Regions from separate parts of the Homo sapiens genome. Here region 2 is linked to region 1. A link is a loop called in an ENCODE intact Hi-C map of the cell type or tissue named here. Cell type or tissue: endothelial cell of umbilical vein. All regions are shown on one strand. Each heading gives the region's core, and the rest is flanking DNA. Links, peaks and the distances in the headings are about the cores only. Region 1 overlaps LOC105369468 (a long non-coding RNA gene). Region 2 overlaps LOC107984381 (a long non-coding RNA gene).

What was found. A loop is a pair of places that touch in the nucleus more often than their neighbours do. Peaks named below come from ENCODE experiments on the same cell type or tissue, not always from the same donor. Only the 100,000 strongest peaks of a DNase experiment are listed, where the experiment ranks them.
Region 2: it touches region 1 in a loop (8-fold over the local background); 2 of 110 quality-filtered maps call a loop at or near these places.

Annotation. Positions count from the first base shown.
Region 1 is chr11:105,241,270-105,250,096 of GRCh38, forward strand. All of the region lies in intron 4 of LOC105369468 (a long non-coding RNA gene), which reads right to left. Among named protein-coding and RNA genes, the nearest start is that of CARD18, 110 kb to the left of the region's middle. In endothelial cell of umbilical vein, for the core only: no CTCF peak of the experiment used is centred there; a DNase peak (open chromatin) is centred at 3,352; H3K27ac peaks cover 2,302 bases.
Region 2 is chr11:105,069,002-105,077,828 of GRCh38, forward strand. It overlaps LOC107984381 (a long non-coding RNA gene), which reads left to right. Exons shown (of 3, transcript XR_001748352.2): 3 at 6,993-7,153. It also overlaps the pseudogene CASP1P2. Among named protein-coding and RNA genes, the nearest start is that of CARD16, 28 kb to the left of the region's middle. In endothelial cell of umbilical vein, for the core only: no CTCF peak of the experiment used is centred there; a DNase peak (open chromatin) is centred at 4,710; H3K27ac peaks cover 1,237 bases.

The sequences.
Region 1 (8,827 bases), core at 345-8,344:
AGAGTTTTCTCTAAGGGAGACAAGACATTGAGTAGGAGCTGAAAGGTGAAATGAGGTTATGGGAGAAATACTTTAAAGAAAAATAATTCCTGAATGTGTCTATACATGACCATAAAATATCAAGTAGATCAGGATTTGTTGAAATGCAGAAGAAAAGAATGCATGTTAAGGGTGAGTCCAGGAGATAGAAAAAAATGAAGCCAAGAACTGAAGGAAGAGGGACTGCACTATGATAGGGCAGGAACGCTTCATTCCTCTTAACAGAAGTGCAGGCTTTGGTGAAGAGAAGATGAGGTAGCGTTTTTGTTGTTGTTGTTGTTGTTTTGTTTGTTTCCATTAACTTCCATTTTATCAATGAAGTGTAAGATTAGGTTTTCAGGCCAGAATGAATTGGGATACCATGCTACTGGTTTGACGAAATAAAACTAGGTATAAAACAGTTGTTTCCAAAAGGGAAGAGAGTAAACACACTAAAGAAATAGTAGAATTGTTAGGAAGTATTGAGTTCCCAATAATAATGTATTGTGTATTTCAAAGTAACCAAGAGAATAAAATTCAAATATCTTGCCACAAAAAAAAATGACCAGAAAGGTAAGATATGTTAATTAGCTTGATTTGTTTATTCTATACTGCATGTATAGATATCAAGATAAAACATCACATTGTATGCAATAAATGTATATAATTATGATTCATCAATTAAAATAACAAAAAAAGTATTTTAAAAAATAACTCAAGTGGATACCATAAGCAAGTTTGTGAGATAATATACCTACAGCCATTCCCTGTGACTCCGATGGATGTAGAAAAAAGAAAGGGATTTGGAGGTATTGACAAGCAAATGGTTGTGATGGTGGACCACTGGGAATATGTACTGTGTAGATAGGGATGGAAGAGAAGGGAGCTGGGGACACATCTGTATTTGGTTAAGAGTGGACTGGAGGCCACAATGAGACAGTTGTTTTAGTCACTGCTACTTGATGTCTCTGTTAAAAACAGATACTACACTTTCTATAGATGCTTGTACATTGATAAAATGATTTGGTTTACCTAGATGTCAGTACAATACATCATGTTTTCTCATACCTGGTCTCTCAGTTTGTGTCTTTTTTGCTTGACACATACATGCTCAGCCAATATTCCCAAAGCCCAGCCATTTTGCTAAATAGTTGGGGGTCAAGGTGGCTTCCAATTTATGCTACACTTGAACAAAACTAACTCTCCTATAAAATACGTCCTACTCTGGAAAGGTTCTGTGTGTACCCTTAATTTTCTTTCCTAGCCCTTCCAAGACTATCCCAATTTCCTCAACACTTATTTGACCTTTAAAATAAAAGTTTCAGGTGATTGATCCAATATGGTTGTTTCACTTTTAATATCCCCTTTCTTCATGTGCCTAGTGAAATGCCTCTCTTTGGTTGGCGGTTCCTATATGCATGTTCCTGAAGGAGTAAATCCACTGATGTGAGATAATACTAGAATGACTAAGAAAACAAGGAGAGCTTTTGGGAATTGAAAGAGGTTCCGACTTGGTAATTTCCCACTGTAGAGGTCAGCAAGCATAGCAGTTACCATTGGTACATGGCCTGAGATTAAGTGCATAGTATATAAAGGAAAGTGAGATAGGCTGACAGCACTCAGGAACGGACCCCAGGTACTTTGAGCTAGGGAAAAGCATGAAGACAAATGGGCCATCTATGTCTTCTTGAAGATTATCAGAACCACGTTCTACCAGAATTACTAATGTTCTTGCTAGGTCAAATAGCAAATCACTCTTAGAATAATGACTAAAACTTATTTCGTAATTGGTAGAGTCTCTTTAAGATTGTTCTGCTAGATTTTCTTTGGTAGAAAGAAAAGTCATTTTAATATAAATATAGATCAAACTTGGCAAATTAAAGATCAGACTCTGTAAACACAGAACATAAGGAAAAATATGCTACTACTTTATTCATTGTAAATTTTTATTCATTTGTTCATTCATTCATTCATTAGAGATAGAGTCTCACTCTGTCTCCCAGACTGGAGTGCAGTTGCAGGATCATGGCTCAATGTAATCTCCAACTCCAGGGCTCAAGCAATCCTCCCACCTCAATCTCCCGAAGTAGCTGGGACTACAGGCATGAGCCACAGCACCAGGCTAATTTTCGTATTTTTTGTACAGATGCGATCTCACTACATTGTCCAGGCTGGTCTCCAAGTCCTGGCCTCAAGCAAACCTCTTGCTTTGGCCTCCCAAAGTGCTGGGATTTCAGGCATGAGCCACCACACCTGGCCTATTTTTAATTTTGTAAATCACAAAAATCAATTGGTGACTAGGAAGTCAATTAATGGTTTAGAAAACTACAGCCTGGTGGAAACAGCAACAATTAATGTTTATTTGTAAGATCGTATTTTATAGGCTAAATTACAGTTGAATTCCAACTAGATATATATCCTCTCTCACATTTGAAAGTAATTGGCAGCACTGTACAAAGTCCTAACAATGAATTCAAAGGAGAAAGTTATTTTTCGTAACATGTACATAACATGTAAAAGAGCAAAATATCATTGGCTTTTCTACTGATGTGCTTCTTCTGCATATGGAAAATTAAATTATTTTGTATGGTATATCTGACTCTATATATGTGTGTATAGAATCAGATATTAAAAATATACTTTCCAGGTAATATAATATACACAATTTATTGTGATGCTGTTTAAATAACCAAATGCTCTCTTGTTAGGAGATGTCTAAAAGACTGGAAATAATTGAGCTGACTTTTCTAAACCAGAATAGCTAAGCTAGAATTGATTATATTCATGCTCTGAAAATTCTGATTTGCTAGAATCCATTTACTGTAACAAATTGAAGAAACCTAGTTTTTAGGTCATATATTGTTCATGACAAAATTGCATAGGAAATTTATAGATTTGTTCTGTCTAATACATTATGGACACATAATGTACCTTTTTGTGGACAGAAATGTCAATCATGGTACTTACGATAATAGAGTTAGTTGTATTTTTGTAGTTGTATATATTCTGACAGCATTAAAATATCCTGAAAATAAATTCAGTAGCTTCAGCATTAGGCTAGATATACCCTTCAGCTGTCATAGGGACTCAGAGAGAGAGGGAAAAAGGCAAAATATATTAATGTTTTCACTCTTTCTTCACAGTAAAAACTGTCAATATTATTTTTACTTTATGTACAGAGTTTTGAAACATTAAATGTAAAAGTAAGTTAAATTTAATAGATTGTATGAAAATATTTTTACGTCATCCCTAGGACAAGTAAACAAAGGCTGCAGATTGATGTAAAAATAATTCCCTTGTTCTGACTAATACACTCACGCACGCATGCATTTCCTTCCAGTCACCACAGCTAGCTGACCTTAGGAAACTCAAGTAATGACAAACTAAAATTAGTAACCACATGTCCTTTGCCTAAAGCAAGCCACAGCTGAAGGATGAAAAACTAGAGACAGAGAGAAACTCACTGTAACTTGAAATTGTGTCTAGTACCTCAGTTGTATATTCATTCTAAGCATTAGGTTTTGCTAATGTATAATCTTATCAACAGAATCATAAGGCTGAAATAAATATTGAGAGATCAAAAAAGTCTATATCCATTTCTACAGGTGGGACAGTTTAGAAATATTATAGACAGTTATAATGATAGGAAACTGCTGAATATTGCCTGAGCTCCTTGAATGCAAATTTTCTTCTGTGCAAAGCTATAAGTGACTCAGTAATCACTACAGAAAACTTCAAAATCTCATGAAAAATATGAACCATGTGAGAAATGGTTGTATTCCTGATAAATATTTTAGGCTTTGTCCCTGTATAGCCAGCTAAATGGGAAGCTCCAAAGTGGATTTTCTCTGACTCAAACCAGAAAACAGAATCCAGTAGAACTCAACTAAAAGCCAAGTTTCAGGTCTATTACTGTTTCATTGGTTTATTTTGTCAGCATCCACTTTTCTTTAGTTTATCTTTTACACAAAGCAATTTTAAAATTTATCTTTTTAACAGGAAAAGATGGTGGCCACATACCACTTAATTTGTTGTTTCATTTTGTTTTGTCCTTGCCTTATATTTTGTCATTTAAAAAATAATTCACCTGTTTTGCTTTCATACCAGTTTCTAATGATACCATTAATAATAATAGGAGTATTAATAGAGATGATATTTATCACCTTCACTTTGTGTGTCATGCTCTCTGCTAAAGTGTTTATACCATTGGGTTCAAACTTTGAACCTGAAAATCACCTGGGGAGCTTTGAAAAATCCCAAAGCCTGAGTTACACTTCATACCAATGAAACAGAATGCACAGGGGTTGGAAGCCAGACATCAGTATTTCTTGGAAACTACTTTTTTATCCCACAGAAACCTTTGAAATAGTGTAATTATGGTGGCTGTCTGTGGTAGTTAAGCATACCTTGTCTGGTAAACTGGCATTGGTTCCAAACTCCATTGTTTATGAGGTCTGTCACGTTCGATACTACTTTATTTCACTGTACCTCTTTTTTTCATTTGTAAAATGAGAAAAATAATTAGTCGCTACCTTACCGTGTTGGTAGGAGGTTTACTTAATGCAGATAAACTTCTAAGATGACCATAGTTATTACTCTACACCCATTCAGTAAGTGAAAACAATAAATCACAGAAAGTTGAGCAACTTGCTAAAATGTGCACAAATAAATGTTCCACAAAGCCTGAATGAATGCAGTCCAACCATGTATAGTTTAGATAGCAATTATTTCTTCCAAATGTACAGTTCCCACTGCCTTGATCTGTTTAAAATAGTGTAATCCAAGAGGTTAGCTGAAGAGTTTGGTTAAAACACCCAAGGGCATGTAGTTGTATAGATCTAGCTTCGGTGCCTTCTACCAGCTGCCTGTGGAGTTACCTACTTGCTTCTTGCTTCTTGTAAAAACAACTCAACCACATAGATTTAAATTACAAGCATTCAGGAAATATAATTCATTTTGTTAACTAGACTTTAATCCTGCTTATCCTCTGTGAAGAATGGATGCTAATTATAAAGTCTGTGGCATTCTTATCTTATATTCACTGTGGCATATCAGTGTCTTTAGTTTTCAAATAGATAAGGAAAATTAGCTTCCTTGAATATAAGACTGCAAGGAAGGTGTCGTCTATTTCTAAGAGTGCAGAATCACTGGAATAGATTTTTTAAAATTCTAATTGCTGGTCTTTACACTTTTTTTTTCATCTTTCAGGGACAGTGGCAGAAATTTCTCTGATAAAAGTCTAAGTCCTTTGACCTCGTAAAAATTTGCAATATAATAGAAAGGTAGACAAATAAATGGAAGTAGGAGGCTTTAAAGTAAAACCGATCCGACATGGGATTTAATCCCATGTTTAATCCCATTTTCAGAATTTCCTAGCCATGTGACCTTGTACAAGATTCTTAATTTCTCAAAGAAGGTTTCATTTGGTATACAATGGAGATAATAAAATCTAACGCAGATATTTGTTTGTCTTAGGGATTTAATAATATGGTATATATAGTATTTTACTTAGCCCAGCACTAGAACATAATAAGACATCAAGAATTGGTTGCCTTATTTATTATGCCATAATTTAGCATGACAAATAGGTAAATAGAGTAAATACTCAGGGTGCTAAGGAAGAACATGGGTGGAACCCTTAAAACAGATGGGGATTGAGGAAGGACAGCTTCATGAAGACATGGCGGTCATGGATTCAGAGAGTCTGATTTAAAAGAATTATATGTTGTATATTTAAAGCCAGCTTGCTGAAGTATGACTTTAATTATGAATACATGTACGATTTCAACTTCTGTTTATTTTCCTGGTATTGAACAGTTGTTGTCAAATCATCTATAAAACGCTTGACCCACTGTGACCTCATATCTCCCTTTATAACCACAGGGAATGAAGAAACAAATAAAATGAACACTATTATGAAACAAATATATATGATACGTATAAATCATACTTAAAGTTATTTGAGAAATTCCTCCTACGAGTTACACTTGGAGTCATTTAGTGCATCATATTTGACTTTTCCGAAGTTAAGTTTCATATATATGAAAATTCTCCCAGTACAGACTCTCTAAATCAAAGTTATTTCACTTTACACCTAGAACGATAAACAAAATAACAGACCTTGCTTAAACTCTTTGAGGGCAGTTAAAGTGATGTACTTTAAAGAAAACTTCTCAGTAAAGTTTTACATTTCCTGTATAAAGGTCATAGCCCTTTATTGTTTTACCCATGAAGCCCATTACAATTTCATTTTTGTACTTATTTATTTATAGTTAAATTGTCAACTGTCATTCTGTAATTATCATTTCTCAAGTCACTTTTCTTGCATTCCCACAGGGTTTTAGTACTGTGAGCTCTTGAAAATAATATCTTAATACATGTATACAATGTATAATCAAATTAGTATAATTAGCATATTCATCATCACAAACATTTATTATTTCTTTGTGGTGAGAACATTCAAAATACTCTTCTAGCTATTTTGTGGTATACTATATATTATGGATACCTTTGGTCATTGCAATTTATACATATGTAAAATTATTATGTGTCAATCAGAAATAAACAAACAAAACAAAACAAAAAAAAGAAAACCTCTCAATCTATAGCCCTTTCGAATTTTCATAACACACTTGTTCATCAAACTGGTTTTACAATCGAAATATTACTGTCAACATTAGCTCAATTTGAGACTTCCAGTAGTATTTAAATATAACCGTAATATTTAAATATAAGTTTAACTACTTCTAGTAGTATTTAAATTAAATATAATGTGGAGATAAAAATGTCATTTAAAAAACTCATTCAGTGAGAAGTGTCTATAGAAACGGCTCTAAAATTATAAACTACCATGTCTATATTTTACAACTATTTTCTGACTTTTTTTTCAATTTATTTGGAAGGTAGAAAATGCTGGATTATTTAAGAAGTCTGAGTCATTATTCTTCTGCATCATATAAACATTCATATTAAGTAACACCAAGGAATTAATGAATGCCTTCCCCTCTACAAAGAGAATGGAAGTCCACTTTCGGGGATAGCTATCATCATAAGTAATCCCATTTCAGATGTCAACTCAATTAACAGCTTCATATTCTATCATTTTCTGTCGTCTCTTAGAGAGTAAGAAATTATGTCGTTATAAAATCAAAATTTGACTTCACAAGAGGAAAGCTTTTTTTTTTTTTCTGTGAGGGTACAGAAGCCGTTAATTTCTAGGATTAGTGAAATCTATACAAGGCTTTTTTCAGCAAAATTAGAACCAGGAACAGGACAGAGCTGCAATGGGAAACCTGGAAGATACTGCTGTCATCTTTTGGCACTCAAAACACTATAAACAAAGAAAGAGAATTAAAGGCAATTTCCAAGAGGGCAGGCTGCTGTCTCTCTAGTTTATTATTCTATTCCTGGAACACAAAACAGTGTCTAGCACATAGTAAGTGCACAACAAATATTTGCTAGGACAAGATAAATAATTCTACTTAATGCAAAATGAGAACTATACTCTAATTTTACAAATAATGTCAGTTGTGATTTTTGATGGAATAAACACTAAATGTATACTTAGGAGTTTGACACTCTTTTTAATGACGCGTTTTGCCATGTAGACTGTGCCTACTTCTCCTAATGCATCTTGTATGATTCTCCTCAGGCTCAATCGACTCTAAGCAAACTCATTTTCTTTCTGGCCATCAAAAACCTAAACTCTTCCCCACCTCAAGTTCTTCACACGTAGTGTTCCCTCTACTTTGAAGGCTTTTCCCCAGCTCTTCACATGGCTGGCCCTTTCTCACCCTTTGTTCTTAACTCCAGTTTACCTACTCAAAAACACCTTCCCCTACTGAGTATGTCAAGTGCCACCCAATGACCCCTGACTTCCAACACACCTATCATATCACCTTGACTGTTTGCTTTGTAATCTTTTTCACAATCCGACACGATATTGTTCAATTTATTTATTTAATCATTTTGTTTGTCACCCTCCATTTTAGAAGTTAGCCTCTCTGACAGCAAGAAATATTTATCTTATTTATCATGGTCTCTTCAGCACCAGAAACCCTATTAAGCATTTCTACTAATTTAATGTTAATATTCATACTCATTTATTTTTATATTTAATACATACCTTTAATTTTTAAACTGAACTCACATAATTCTTTTTCACTTTTCTCTTTAAAGTTTACACGGGAAAAGCTTAACTCAGTGAATCACTAATCACCTGGTGGTAATAAACATAATGAGAAAAAAAAATGGTTGTTTTGTGTGGGTGTGATCTTGTGAATCCAAGCTTCTAAGTACCGTAGTCAGTGTTACACTGCTGTAAATGCCATCAGCTGTTTGATTAGATTTCTAACTATTCAATACAAACATAAGAATAAAAAATTTAAAAAATTTGGGGAAATGATTAAGAAGTCTTCAAATACACATATTTAGAATCCTATAGAAAAAGAAATCTGGGGTATTTATTTTTATTAAAATGCCTAGTATCATAGAAATTGAACTGAACTCAACTAAAATTACAAGCAGTCATAGCCTCTTACACAAGAAATCTGCCATTTAGTTATTAGGTAGCTTAGAGAAGTTTCAAAGAAAAATAGTTTACAGTGGCCGGGCACGGTGGCTCACGCCTGTAATCCCAGCACTTCTGGAGGCCGAGGCGGGTGGATCAAAAGGTCAGGAGATCGAGATCATCCTGGCTAACACGGTGAAACCCCGTCTCTACTAAAAATACAAAAAAATTAGCCGGGCGTGGTGGCGGGCCCCTGTAGTCCCAGCTACTCCGGAGGCTGAGGCAGGAGAACAGCGTGAA
Region 2 (8,827 bases), core at 190-8,189, 170 kb before region 1:
TATTGGAGATGCGTGAAAGGAAAGGGGCCAAGATGAGTTTCAAGTGCTTGGTTTGAACAACTAGTGATGGTGACACCAACAACCGAGTTACACAAAACTGGAAGAGAAGCAAGGTGTGGAAGAATGGCATGTTCAGCTCTGATATTGTTTAGATAAAGGTGTCTCTGGAAGATGTGAGGGACTATTTCAGTAGGCTTAAATGATGAAGTTTGGTACTTATTTGGGTGATCAGGGTTTGAGACACAGATTCCGAATTTTTAATATAAACATAGATAGTGAAGCTGTTTTGACAGTTGCTACAAAAGCAGAATAGATTACAAAAAGAAAATTATATGATCACTCTGTGGGAATTCTCCATAGCCCCTTTAACTGTGGTTCATTCTACAACATTAATGTCAAAGAAAACAGGGTTCAAAGAATGCTCTTCCTTTAAAAACAGCATTACCTAGGAGGAATTACTACTTGAGAGTCTTGTGTAGTAAGGTGACTTCCAGATGATGGAGCAGAAAAAGAAGAAGGACATTGAAATAGTCACTTATCATCTCTGGAAAACTTTACCCTGATGCCTACAACACTCCCCACTAAAGATTCCTCCCACAACCCTGACTGAACGACATTAAATAACGCTCAAGATGGTCTTTAATTTAGAGAGTGGTGGGGGGTATAAAATGAAAGAGACGTTTTCAGAAAAATATGATATTTATTACACATAGATGAAAACATAAACTTATCCCATGTCTGCTTAGACAGGCATAAGCTTCCTCTAACCCTTAGAAAAATAAAATTTTTTTTTTTTTTTTTAAAAAGCCTTTTACTTTGAAAGAACATCTGCCTCTGAAGTGGCATTGGAAAGTACCACAGAGACCAGTAACTAGGAGTCCACCAGAACTCTCATCCTCACCATGGGGTAGGTCCAAGGGATCACAGGAATGGGCCAACTCATTTCCTGTGCACTGTATCAGGTCACAAGGTGGCCACAAATGGAGGCAGTCCAGGGCTCACAGCATGATCCACAGCCTGATAACAGGCAAGTGGGTGATCTTACTCAAAAGAAAATGCAAGGAGGCAACGGGAGGAAAAAGCCAACTTGAAATCCTTACTTTTCTATAATCATTCAGTGTATTCTCTGAGTATATCGCCACTTTTGAAATATAATTTATTCTTCTTGGAGGGCAAAATTTTGGAGAGAAGTACAAAATGTAGTTAATTACAGACTTAAAACTTCATGTCAGACAACTACATAAGTGCCTGGGTACAGCCTGGACTCAAAAATACTAAATCAATCAATAAATATTGTGCCTCACCAGGAACAGTGGAACATATAGTGTGAAGATTTTTAGATAGTTCTCAAGAGCTTCAGGAAATTAGCTACCATGTACTCAGAACAGGAAATGAGCTTTAATCAGAAGAGGGCCACTGAGGATGAAGGAACAGAAACGAAGGAGAGTCAAGGGATATGCAATAGGGCCCCTGCTACAGAAATATTGCCCAAAGCCAGAGAGAAGGAAGTTTTCTGCAACTTAACATGGCTAGTAAAGACATCACATGGTAGTCACAATGACAGGCCCTAGGTGAACTTGAGTGTGAGTCACTGACCCTTACCTGCTGAGAGTCCCAGCGTCCCTGCCAGGTACCTGTCTTCTTCACAAATGTATGTGATGCAAATTTCACATGCCCGTGCCCCTTTCCGAATAACAGAGTCAAGCAAATCTCGGGCCTTATCGATAACTGTAACATTTTCACATTTTACTATCTCTGTGTCTTCCTGGCTCAGCACATTTGTCTCCAATAATTCATCCAGTAAGCCATTTATTGTACCTTCACCCAATGAATTGATAAGCAGCCGTCTCTTCTTCAGGAGGATCATGTCTGTTTGGAGCACAAGGATGTCTCACATCATGAACACAGCCTCATATTCTTCTCATGTCATCAACAGAAAGTGACCTCATTTAGATTTCATCAGTGAAATGTCCCCCTCCTCACAGTTGGGTTATCCCTCCTCTTACTTTATCGCTGTCCTTCTTGTTTCCCTCAGTAGTCTCCATACATGTGCATGGAGTGGACTGAAGACTGAGTTTACCATTTCCACATCAGTCCCTGGAAAGCAGAGATCATCCTCTTATGTCCCATGTTTATTTAACTCAGAATAATAAAGTAATGAAGCAGAAATAGCCCATTTCATTTAGGAACCACTGCTGCTAGTACTCCTCCTGTGCCAATTCTGTAGCCTCTGCCACACTTACAAGATGTAAGAGTTTAAATAAGATTGCAAAATGACAGCAGGCTGCTCCTAAAGCCTCAGTTCCTTTCTGGGCTTGCCTTTCCTTTCTAAAGACTGAAAGAGTCAACTAGTTTCTTCTCTCCTCCCTCTCCTCCCTCTCCCTCACTTCTGCTCAAGTAAACTTCCACAGATACTAATTATAGCTTCCAAAAGAGCCAGCGCCTTCCACAACTCTTTCCTCCCAGGGACCTGTTTTTGGGACAGTAAAAGACTCACCGGCCATGCTTTTCTCTCCTCCCTTCTTGTGTGAGCTGAAACTGAAAGCATGCTTCACCTTTCTTTTCACCTTCCTTTTATACCTTTTTGGCAGGGCGTGTACACTTATTGGGAAACAACCACTGCACATGCATACGCATGTCTTTTTTTTTATTTTTTCATATTTTTAATAGAGTGAGAATCACATTCCTGAACTGTAGACTGCAACAGAGAGTGTATCTTTGGGAAATTTTCTTCACCAGCTTTTGGAACAAGTCAGGGTAAGAGGGGAATGCGGCTTGGAGAATAAGACAAGAATGACAAAGTATGTGTACAATTAAACTCACACAGTGAAGAGTTTCTCATTCATTAGAAAACTTGATGGAGAAAAGTAACACAACCTTTAGAGAATTTGAACCCCTACTCTCCTGGGCCCATTTCACAGTCTAGGGAAAGTCATGGGAAATGTATGTCCCTGTGAAGCAATTTTACTTCAAGAAATGAACACATTTTTCACAAAAATTAAAGCTTTTCCTATTTAATGTCCTTCCTTTTCAGATTTTTTTTTCTGATACAGAATTTTATTCTGTCACACAGGCTGGAGTGCAGTGGCACTAACAGGGCTCACAGCAGCCTCCACCTCCCTAGGCTCAGATGACCCTCTCAGCTCTGCCTCCCAAGTAGCTGGGAACACAAGCACATGCTACCACGGCTGGATAATATTTTTATGTTTGTAAAGACAAGGTCTCCCTATGTTTCCTAGGCTGTTTTTGATATTCTGCACTCAAGCAATTCACCCACGTTGGCCTCCCAAACTGCTGGGATTACAGCTGTGAGCCACCCACCCATCCTGGATGGCTTTCTTTTGAGGAACATTACCTCATAGAGGCCTGGAGCACAGGCTCTGGACTCAGAATGTTGAACTTAGCATCTTAAACTTCATTTCTTGGGCAAGAAATTGAACTTCCCTATGCATTGGTTCCTCTGCCTGTGAAATAATTTTAATAATAGTACATACCTACACATTGAGCATTAAGTGAGACAAAATGTCCAAAATGCATGCAACATTGCCTGGCAAATGGTAAGCAGATAATGAGTGATATTACTATAATTAATACAAATATTTTACATTAGAAAAATCAAGGATAATTATTTGCAGATTATCCAGCTAAGTTTATCTTTCGTTAGACTCTTCAAGCAGTGCATCTAGTCATTCACTCAACAAATATATATGGACGATATGGTTCTAGGAGCCAGGGGTTCAGTCAAAACATATCATGGTCATTTCCCCCTTGCTCTCACATACAAGAGGGGAAGACAAACATGAAGCCTGGTATGTAGTATGTAACTGGAATATTCAGAATGTGCAAATATGGCAAGTGATGAGAAGAATAAGAAATTAATTGGAGAAATGGGAGACAAAATGTTTTAGGACTCATGAAAACTGTAGAATGAGAAGCCAGAGAAGGCCAGAAGAGGTCTCTGTCTTTGCAAGCACATGTTCAATTGATAATTCCAGAAATAAACTCAATGAGGCCAATTTATTTTATGAACCTCTTTGATGCAAGTTGGACTAATAAAAAAAATGCAGACAGTACTTTACATTTATCAATTTCTTTAACAAAAACTTTCTTGTGTCATTACCTTGTTATCTTTGGAGAATAAGGACCAGGAGTCACAAAAACATCCACCTTTTGACATGTGGGCCACCAATGTTACTTCCTGTGCTCTAAGCGATGAGTTAAACGTGTTTAGGTTAGACTAGAATGCACTGTGTAGAAGGAAAATGATGTGGCTTTTAACCCAAGGGGCTTTCTCATGATTTTTTTTTTATCTTTACTTTGTCAATGACCTAGTCAGATTGCAGCAAAATCTTGAGCTCCTTGACAGTGGGAGGATTTGGAGCATGGAAGAAAGCAGAAATTACCTGTGCATCACTTCTCTTCCATTCATTTACTTTTACATTTATGTACAGATTCTTTTATTTTCTCTATTAACTTAAGGATTTCACACATAGTTTTCGCCCCCAGGCAGAGCCATGAATCAGTGAGTTAAAGTATGACAAAATGGCATCCAGGACACAGAAGCCATGACTAGACCATGTATCTGGGGATGTAGAACCATGAGCCATGAGTCTTTTGTCCTGGGAAGCTAAACATTGAGCCACTAGATTGCAAGGTCTCACTGTTTCCTCAAAAATGAAGATGTCATAAACTGGCAACAATTCAATATCCAATTCAGGAGCATAAGTAAACAATTTGTGCTATACACATACACTGAAATACTATTCAGTCACAAAAGAAAAAAATACTAATTTATGCAGTAACATGGATGACAACATTATGATTTCATGATGAGTGAAAGAAGCCATATACAAAGGAACATATATCCTGTGATTCCAATTAAATAAGGTTTATATTAGAAATAACTAATGTATAGTGGTAAAAATTTAATCACTACTTATCTTAGGAGGAAGTGGCAGGAAATTGAGTACAATGGGCATGAAAAACTTTCTGGGGTGAGAAAATCAGGCAAAGTTTTATCTTTACTTTGGCAATGACTTAATCCATTTGCAGCACAATCTTGTGCTCCTTGCCACTGGGAGGATTTGTAGCATGAAAGAAAGCAGAAATTGCCTGTAAATTACTTCTCTTCCAATCATTTGCTTTTAAATTTATTTACTGATTAATTTATTTTTTCTGCTAACTTTCACGTGAAGGTTTCTTCCCCAGATAGAGCCAGGAACCACTGAGTTGAAGCATGCCAAAGCGGCATCCAGGACACAGAAATCATGACTAGACCATATATCTGGGGATGTAGAACCATAAGCCTTGAGTCTCATGTCCTGGGAAGCTAAACATTGAGCAACTAGATTGCAAGGGCCCACTGTTCCTCAAAAATGGAGATGTCAAAAACTGGAAACAACTCAATAACCAATTCAGGAGCATAAGTAAATAATTTGTGCTATATACATACACTGAAATGCTGTTCAGTCATAAAAGGGAAATATTACTAAGATATGTAATAATATGAATGAAAAAACTGCTGCATTCATTATGAGTGAATGAAGCCATATAGGAGGGAACACATACCCTGGGATTCCAATTATATAAAGTTCTAAATTAGAAAAAAACTAACGTATATTGATAGAAATTCAATCACTACTTATCTGAGGGGGGAGTTTTTTTCTTCTTAGTCAACTGAATTATTTTTTTCCATTTTTTGTCTTGCCACTTTTAATGCACACATGAGAGGCCCTAAAATAACTTCTGGTAGCCTGCGACTCCTTGGGAAAAACAGAGGAGGCACCATAGACCTCGTTTTGGAAAAAAAACAACAACAAAAAGCAAACAAAAAGAAACCGCTCTGTTTTCTTCCCGAAACCCCAGGAATTAACAGTAGATAGATCCCTATCAAAATCAAAGGCTCTATTCTGTTTTGCATTGTGTTATCTGACAGTTTGAGTTTTGGGGGGATCAGAAATTACTTTGCATTATGAGAGAGCTTTGGTATGTAATAACTAGGTAGGAAATATATTTAATGGATGGCCAAGAGTATTTTTGGAGGCATACTTGGCTCTTTGCACACTTGGATTAGAGAAACATGCACTTGGACACCTGGAAGATATGGAAACATCCTTACCCTTGACTGAGAGATGAGATTCCCATGGGGGATGGGCTGATTTCAAAATGGGCTGATTGGCTTTAGGTTGCCTTGCAACAAAATGCAGGGTAGAAGCACCACACTGTCTTCTCTGGTAGTATTTTCCTCCTTTTGGGGATCAAGCATCCAGTATAAAATGACACCCTTAATTCTGGAGATCTGTCTTTCCCTTCAGCTGTGGCTGCTTATTTAGCTCAGAAAAAAATGCATGCTTTCCTGACCCTGTTCCTCCAAGGGCTCCACCCTGAAGCTAGTAATCCAATTTAAAGCTGGCAAATGAAAAATCTTACAAGCCCGGAGTTTTCTGTCTGTGTATTTATATAAACTTCTGTAATTCTGATATTATTTAGTGTACATTATTAGTAATTATCATTGTTATGTAAAATTGTGGGATGCCACAGAAGTAAGCCAAATTCCTAGTCAATTATAACTTTAATAGTGTCTATAGGCTTTTGTCATCAACAGATATTTTGTCTTGCTTTGGTCCTTTTCAAATGGCAGTTTATAATCAGATATAGGACTTTGAATGCAGGTGTCAGATAACTTTAAAAATTGTGCTATTGGAATGGAGGAAAAAATGAAACTTCTAGGACTCTCATGAAGACCTTATATGTTAAATATCACTAATCCTTTTGTTTTCAGAGTCAAGATAACTTATTTCTTTAGAGCTATTTGCAACTTTTAACAAGTGAGTAAAATATGCTCTGGTGAAAAAATTTTGAACCATCTTTGTTTCTCTCTATCTGATTTCTCCAGAATTTGGAAGCTATTTGTAAGTATTCACAATTTATGGGAGCATAGTTAATTGCATAAGTGCAATAAGATTTTTTTTTTTTTTCTTTTTTTGTAACAGGACACAATCGGAGAAATTGGTTGTTTTATCAAGGCTTTGACTGGAATGCTGTGCTTCTTTTAAAGAATCGAAGTTGACTCATAGAAACAATGAAATCCCTTGGGGAATCTGGCTTCATACCTTGTCTACACAGAGTCCTTGTACAAGTTTCTTGATCTCTGGTAAGTGAAGAATATCACTGTCTAACAGGTTCAGGAGCTCCAATTTATCTTGGGACCTTGAGAGGAGAGGAATTTACCCAACTCATAGGTATTTGAGTGTACGAACGCATGGCTGGACTCGGCTCTTGAAAAGTCTTACCTGAGATTGCTCATGGAACAGAGTTCCATCAAAGCCAATTTAAACAAAAAACAGCCTAACTGAAAAATAATTATCTGTTGCACCTTATGCAAATAATCAGGTCAAGTACAGTAAGACTAAAGCTTATTTTTGTAAACAAATTATTTCTATCATAATTTGTTCTTAATAAAAATGAGTCTGGAAAGAGAAAAATTATGCTTTGAAAGAAAATCTATAATACACCTGTTGTTAGCTGTCCTTGAGTTTTTTTTTTCTGCAATTTGGAATAAATCCCAAAATATTTGTGGATTAGAAGTCTCTAAACTAGTGCTTTCAAATCTTTCCTTTTAAAATTCTTTTTAGAATCTTTCCTTTTAAAATTGAGAATTGTACTCCTTATCCTAGGATTTGTTTTATACCTTACAGGAGGCTGTTCTCTTGAATACTGTAGGAAACCTACAAGGACAATACTAATGTTTTTGCCATGTAAGCATTGGAAGCCCAGCCAGGCCTGCATAAGTATGGTCTGGCAGTTGCAAAGCAGTTCCAGTCTTCTCACCTTGGGGTTCACTCCAATTTCCACTATGTCCCCTGTCAGCAGATGGAAGCCAGTGTGATCAACAGCCTTTTCCCATCTTCATAGCCTACATCTTAAGATTAAGCTGTTATAAAACCCAAAGGAAGGGATTGAAACCGCCTTTGTAATATTGCAACTGAGGAAATTATGACAGTGAAAGAAATCAGACCTAACCAACTCCATCTTGCTTCTAACACTTAAGCTGTCCTTCTTCATTCCTGGGCATAGGCTGAACTAACTTTGGGAAGGAATTCAGTTCATGGTCTGACTCTGAAACAAAATTGATTACAGTCCTTTCCCAAAAAGACCCCTTCTTGCCTGGGGTCCAGTCTGCCTTTACAGGACTAACAAATTAGCTACAAGATTAAAAATTACAATTTAAGGGTCATGCAACCTCTGGCTCCTAGAGTCTGAACGTCCCCAACATGCTCTGGGGATAATATCACTATTGTGAAACCTAAGATCAGCACTTAAGATATTTTTCAGACACTGCACTCAGTGGATCAGCTGACACCACCCCGACCCATAATCTAACTCAACCAGGCTGCCATAGCACCCAGGAAGAGAAGACAGCAAGAAAACCTCACTTTGACACCCTATGATTCCATCTCCCACCTAACTAATCAGCACTCCCTACTTCCCTAGCCCTTACCTGCCAAATTATCTTTAAACATTCTGATTTCTGAATGCTCGGGGAGACTGATTCAAGTAATAACAAAACTCTGATCACCCACACAGCCGGCTGTGAGTCAATTACTGTTTCCTGATTGCAATTCCCCTACCCTAACAAATCAGCTCTGTCTAAGCAGTGGGCAAGGTGAACCCATTGAACAGTAACAAATTCTTAATAGCAAACCAGGTGAGTTTGATTTCATTTAACAGATGATAAGTGCACATTGGAAGTTTCAAGCAGAAGGAAGGCATATTCATTCCCCTATCTATTCAGGAATATATATATATATATATATATATAGAGAGA